Regions from separate parts of the Homo sapiens genome. Here region 1 is linked to region 2. The links are chromatin contacts, found by Hi-C in ENCODE. All regions are on one chromosome and are shown on one strand. Each heading gives the region's core, a stretch centred on a gene start or an enhancer-like site at or near the end of the contact. The rest is flanking DNA. Distances are from core to core; before and after follow the strand shown.

What was found. Hi-C counts contacts between places; a loop is a spot of excess contacts on that map. Pooled maps may share reads with other maps.
Region 1: a loop to region 2 is called in a map of CD14-positive monocyte, with 2.6 times the contacts of the local background. The contact joins two enhancer-like sites. A Hi-C loop is called at or near these places in 1 of 168 maps with a recorded cell type or tissue (CD14-positive monocyte), 5 of 37 single-sample maps with no recorded cell type and 10 of 50 pooled maps.

Annotation. Positions count from the first base shown.
Region 1 is chr13:100,515,956-100,518,781 of GRCh38, forward strand. The region is part of intron 22 of PCCA (propionyl-CoA carboxylase subunit alpha); the gene reads left to right. Among named protein-coding and RNA genes, the nearest start is that of PCCA-AS1, 36 kb to the left of the region's middle. RefSeq lists enhancers at 1,107-1,831, 1,280-1,574 and a silencer at 1,280-1,574. Within about 2 kb of position 1,277, at least 7 of the 41 ENCODE cell types and tissues checked have a DNase peak (open chromatin) inside an H3K27ac peak, as active enhancers do.
Region 2 is chr13:100,422,230-100,424,929 of GRCh38, forward strand. All of the region lies in intron 19 of PCCA (propionyl-CoA carboxylase subunit alpha), which reads left to right. Among named protein-coding and RNA genes, the nearest start is that of PCCA-AS1, 57 kb to the right of the region's middle. Within about 2 kb of position 1,327, at least 2 of the 41 ENCODE cell types and tissues checked have a DNase peak (open chromatin) inside an H3K27ac peak, as active enhancers do.

The sequences.
Region 1 (2,826 bases), core at 27-2,526, 94 kb after region 2:
AACAAATGTCTAATTGGGAAGAAGAGTTGAGGAAAGGTTAATTCTGCAATCTGTACAGTACCAGAGCACTTCCATTACTTGGTAAATAAAATGTAGCATCACAGTTTGAAGTTTTTCATCTTGATCTTGTGACATTAAAGCACAAATCAAAGCTATATTATTTCCTCGAGATAACTTACATGGATGAATTGATAGGATGCACACATTTTCTTAGAACATGGATAGAAATCTCTACTGATGAGCAGCAAAAGTGAAAAGAAAACAATTTAGGAGGCAACCAGATTTCCAGGTACACTTAAATACTTGCATTTTTATTCATGTGCAGGAAAATAGCATCCGGACATGACTGTCTCTCATGGATGAGGTGGTGATTCCGTTTTGTATCTCAGGTCACTGGGACTTACATTTTAGTGCCTCCTGATTTCTCAATAGTACAGATAAAATATCTGCTTAACATTGAGGAAAAAATCAGGTAGTTGGCATTGGCTTCTAGAAAAGTATTTGCAATAAATGTGAATATTAAGAAAACATGATCAGTTTTAGTTGTTTGAATGACCAGCCCTGAAACTAATATGCGAAGTTAGAAAACCGACTTAACAGCTGCTTTACCTGGTGATACAGAAATAGAACTGTCCACTTTTTCAGAAAGGCATAAAAGAGGCTACGTGGCTGTGAATTGTTGTTTGCTGTGAAAGCATTGATACTCCTGGAAGAAAGCCCTCTTTAAGACTGTCTAATGCCCACGTGTTAAGGATTTGGGAGAGGCCATAAGAAAAATTACGTGTGTGTGTGTGTGTGTGTGTGTAATGTGTGTAAAATTCAGGGGAGGACATCTTCCTTCTCCAGAGTTAGGGTCGTAAGAGGATAGTCTCGTGGCCTTGACATTAAGAATCGTTCACTTGCACGTGACATTATCAGAGCTGTCAGTGGAATCTTCTAGTGACTAGATATGTAGGTTCGTAAACAATATAAGGGTTTTGTTTTGTTTTTTTCATTTTTCTTAAGTTTTTTTTCTGGAAGGCATCTATCTAGTCTGTATACTGCCAGCCTGAGCTTTCCACTCCTAATTGTGTGGCTTTAATTATAAAATCGTGTGTGTGTGTGTGTGTGTGTGTGTGTGTGTGTGTGTGTGTGTTTCAAGTAAGTGTTTTCCTTAAATCCTTTTCTAACACCTGAATCCAAACCGGAGTGGAGGGAGGGCGGGCAGGGATGAGGGAGACCACTCCTGCCTCAAGCCTGGAGGGCAAGAGGGTGAGACTGCAGCCCTGGCCCCTCACACGGCCCTCAAGGAGGTTGCTCAGAGGCAGTAAACGGGGCGCTCCCAAGGCCAGATCAGCGCAGCCTTCTGGTTTCTTTAACAGCTGCTGGCTCCTGATCTGACTTTCCCACATACCGAAAGGGTTTGGCCTTTGTACGTTCCATTTCCTGGTTAATAATTGAATGTAGAAAAGCAAGGCATTTCGTAAATGGGAACAATGTGATATCAGTCCTTGGTTCATTGATGTAGCTCAGATATTAAAAACACCCACCAATAATTAAATGTGTGTACTCATTAAGAATGGTTTGAGAACTGTTAAAAATATGTTACGGCAGAGCAACGGGGCCTATATTTTATGCATTCCTTTAAATTCAGAGTACCTGGGGGGCACGCGTAGTGAACAGGCTCAGGACCTCGGGATCTGTCAGCTCCCTCCTAAGTTCTGTTTGCGGGGGCTGCTCAGGTGGGGCGTATACTTGCTTTTATTTGTCTTTTTTGGTACTTGCAGAACTTCCTTTCATATTCTGTGCCATTGTGTTTTGATGAAACAGCCTTTTCTCTTGAATTACTGCTTGTGAAAAATGTCCCAAACCACTAATACCGAAACCCAATGCAGCCTGAGAAGTTTCATCGTCGGCTCTTAGCGCAACTTCTATAGTTAAATTCTGCTTAGTGTAATTAAAACACAAGAAGCTTCCTTGGACCAGAGGCACGTCACTTACTTGAGGCCATTGTGAGGAAACACTACCTGTCACGTTGAAATTTTGCGGTTTTAAGTGATTTTAACACCGCGGGGCGTGTTGTGTTTTCCTCCGCACTAACAATAGCCGGGCGAGGTTCCCCTTTTATGGGTGGGAAGATAATGGAGTCAGTCTCCTTGGTGTATTTTCAAGGAAAATAAGGACCCTAAAACAACTAAGGGCCTTACAAGTATTCTGTTTTTCTTTGAAATGTTACTTTTTATCGTTTAAATTCCAGTAATCTATCATGTTTCTGTTTAGCTTAGCTGAAGTAAAACTTGACCAATCGTAGAATGGTGGGCCTGGCAATAAGTTCTAAAAAAAGTGTCACATAAATCGTAATGAACAAATCTGTTTTGTGAAGTAAACAATTTGAACACAGTTTAAAAACCTCAGGAAGAAGAGATGTGGGGTGGCCGTTGAGAAGTAGTGAATCCGCTCGGGGCGCTTGGTGTGGCAGGGCCTTGTGCACTGATTCATTTGAAACACTCAGCCTGCCCTAAACACAGAAGCTGTGTTTTATTTGAAGGGCTTCTGTAGGGTTCACACAGCAAAAGTTCCTAATAACTTTTTCAGTGTCTGTTATATACTATTTAACATTAAATGTGGCAGGTCACATTTTAAATGATTGTGTAATAGTTTTTCCGAACACGTGGAGAGAGGATGTTAATACACAGTAAAATGCAGGTAAGCAAACAAATCAATAAGAAAGTACAGTGGATTATTAAGGTCCAGAATCAGTAATATAATTTAGGAAACAACTGATAGAATAAATTTTAGTGCCTTTTTATATGCCTTCTGAAAATGTTTCTGCAGTAACTCATTTCA
Region 2 (2,700 bases), core at 77-2,576:
TCAAGCAATCTCCCCTGCCTCAGACTCCTGAGTAGCTGAGACTACGGGCACTGGCCATCATGCCTGGCTAAGTAAAAAAAATTTTTTTTGTAGAGATGGGGTCTCACTTTGTTGCCCAGGCTGGTTTCAAACTCCTGGCTTCAAGCAGTCCTCCTGCCTGGGCCTCCCAAAGTGCTGGGCTTACAGGCGTGAGCCACCATGCCTGGCCATAATTCTTTCTCTAGCCTTAAAGTTCTATAAACATAATCAATCCACAAATTCCAGGTTTTACTTATTTTGACAAGTTTTATCCTGTTATGTATCTTTGAATGTACATTTGTTCTTTTTGCTTTGTGAGCCTCTTTGGACAGTTACATATTCTTTCTAACCCCCTTCCTCCTCCATATCTGTTGTCTTCTCAGTAAATTGGTTTTATATTGTTAGTCTTATCTATTTCATTTTATATGATTTCTTCAGTCCTTATCTTTCTTTTAGTCACATTTATTCTATTTTTGGTTGCTTCTTAATGTGGCTTTTATCTCAATAATGTTATTTTTCTCTCCATTTTTTTTCTGAGTTCTATCAGCTTGACTTTCATTTCCTTCTGTTGTTGTATAATCTCTTCTTTGAACCTTTGTTTTTCTTCTTTGAGCTCTTTTTTTATTTTTATTTTTTTAAGAGGGGTCACGTTTCCTATGGTTGCCTTTGAGACTTTGGAGAACTATTTATCTGAACTCTTCCTGTGTTTCTTTGAGTAGTTCTTGTGTTATATGCTACTAATTTACCTTTTTCTCTGAGTTTTTTTTTTTTTTCCAAATTGTATGCAGACATCGAGTATTGGTTGTTTTCTGAGTGTTGTTTATGTTGAAATAGGCCGGGAGGGTAGGTGAAGCAGGCTACAGCCTTTTTTTTGGACATGTTACTTAGTCATTTCTCACCAAATCTGTTATTTAGTTTGAAAGGGTAGGCTGGTTCTTCGTGTCGGAGTCTATCACGAAATGCCACCTCCACTCCACATCTGCCCCTTCAGTGACCCTTGACTGAAGGGTTGCATGTACACAGTGGATCTGGCATGGTAACAAGGATTCTTCGGTTCAGCCAGCCCACCTTTCTCTGGTATTAACCCGTGGTTCAAAGAGACATTCTCTACTTCTCCTTTGGCCTATACTTCCATCTAGATTCCCTCCTTGGATGCTAGCATCATTAGAATCACTGTACCTCTTATTCGGGATTATGTATCTGTGTATTGCTAGAAGCCTGAGAAGGCCTGTGATGGCTTTCCACACATCCCTTGCCCCGCTTATACTGGCAGATAGGTTTCAGTTTATGATTTGGAGTCATGATAGCTTCCTTGTTTCAGTTGTGTAGGGAAGTTGCAAATTTCTACTCATGACTCATTGTGTAGATGATGAAATGTAGTGTATTTTCTATCACCTATCATCTTTGTCAGAGGCCCTCTACCTTTAGTAGTGGATGGTGGGAAGAAAAATTTGTGAGTAAACAGGATCTTGGCCTCTGTTGGTTTAAACAGTCTCTTTGGGGTAATGTGTTTCAGTTTTCTTCTATCCCCAGCTTCTGCTGAGGTGAGGTCTGGGAGCAGTGAGAGAGGCCTTTGGGAATGATGCTTAGATCTGCCTCGCGGCGCTGGCATGGGGAGAACGTAGACTCACACGCAGTCTTCCTGAGGCTTTGCTACGAGGGCCTGGGTGGGTAACCACTGAGTAACATCTCTCGCTGTTGAGGCTTTGAAAGCCTTGAGGAGGCTTCTCCTGTCCTTAGACCTACTACAGTCGGCCCATGGGCTCTGCATCTGTGGATCCAACCAACTGCAGATATTTGGGGGAGCGGGGAGGAAAAGATTTGGATCTGTACTGAATAGGTACTGCCTTTTTTCCCCCCATCTTTATTCCCTAAACAATAGAGGATAACAACTATTTAGATAGCATTTACATTGTATTAGGTATTATAATTCAAAGGTATTATAGGTAATCTAGAGATGATTCAATATATGGAAGAATGTGCCTGGGTTAGATGCAAATACTACACCATTTTATATCAGGGACTTGGAGCATCCCCGGATTTTGGTATCTGCAGGGCGGGGCGGGGGTGGTGCTCCTGGAACCCGCCTCCCATGGATTCCAAGGATCACCTGTATTTGCCTGCAGTCATCATGGAGTTCCCCATACTGTGTGGTCTTCATCCTGACCCAGACCTTCACTGGTCAGAACTTCAGGATTCCTATCACGATGTACTTGGGTTATTTGCCCAGCCCCTCCCTCCAGCCATGCTGCGCTGTTGCTGCCACGCCATATTCAGAATGCCACAAAACTGAGCCCTGGGCTTCACTGCAAGCCTGCAGCCTCCCCTACACTGTGTCCCAGAAGCAGACCTCTTGCCTGGATATTTTTAGGGCACCTTATACTTGTCAGAATGTTTTCAGCAATCTTTGTCCACTGCCACCCCCGCCCTATCCCCAAGGGTCCAGCAGAAGAGGAAATAGTGAAGTCTCTGATAATCTGATTTTAATGAGTATCTTTTAAGAGAAATAAGTGATAGTGGGGGAATTGTTAGGGATCATATATCATAGTTCTGCTGCAGGTTTATCTGGAAACTTGAGCAAGATTAAGTATCACCTTGTTAGGTTGTCTACCATATAATAATAATGTCATCTGTAAGCCTCTCATATTAAAGAGTTAGGGAATAAGCATCAGTGAGTGAAAG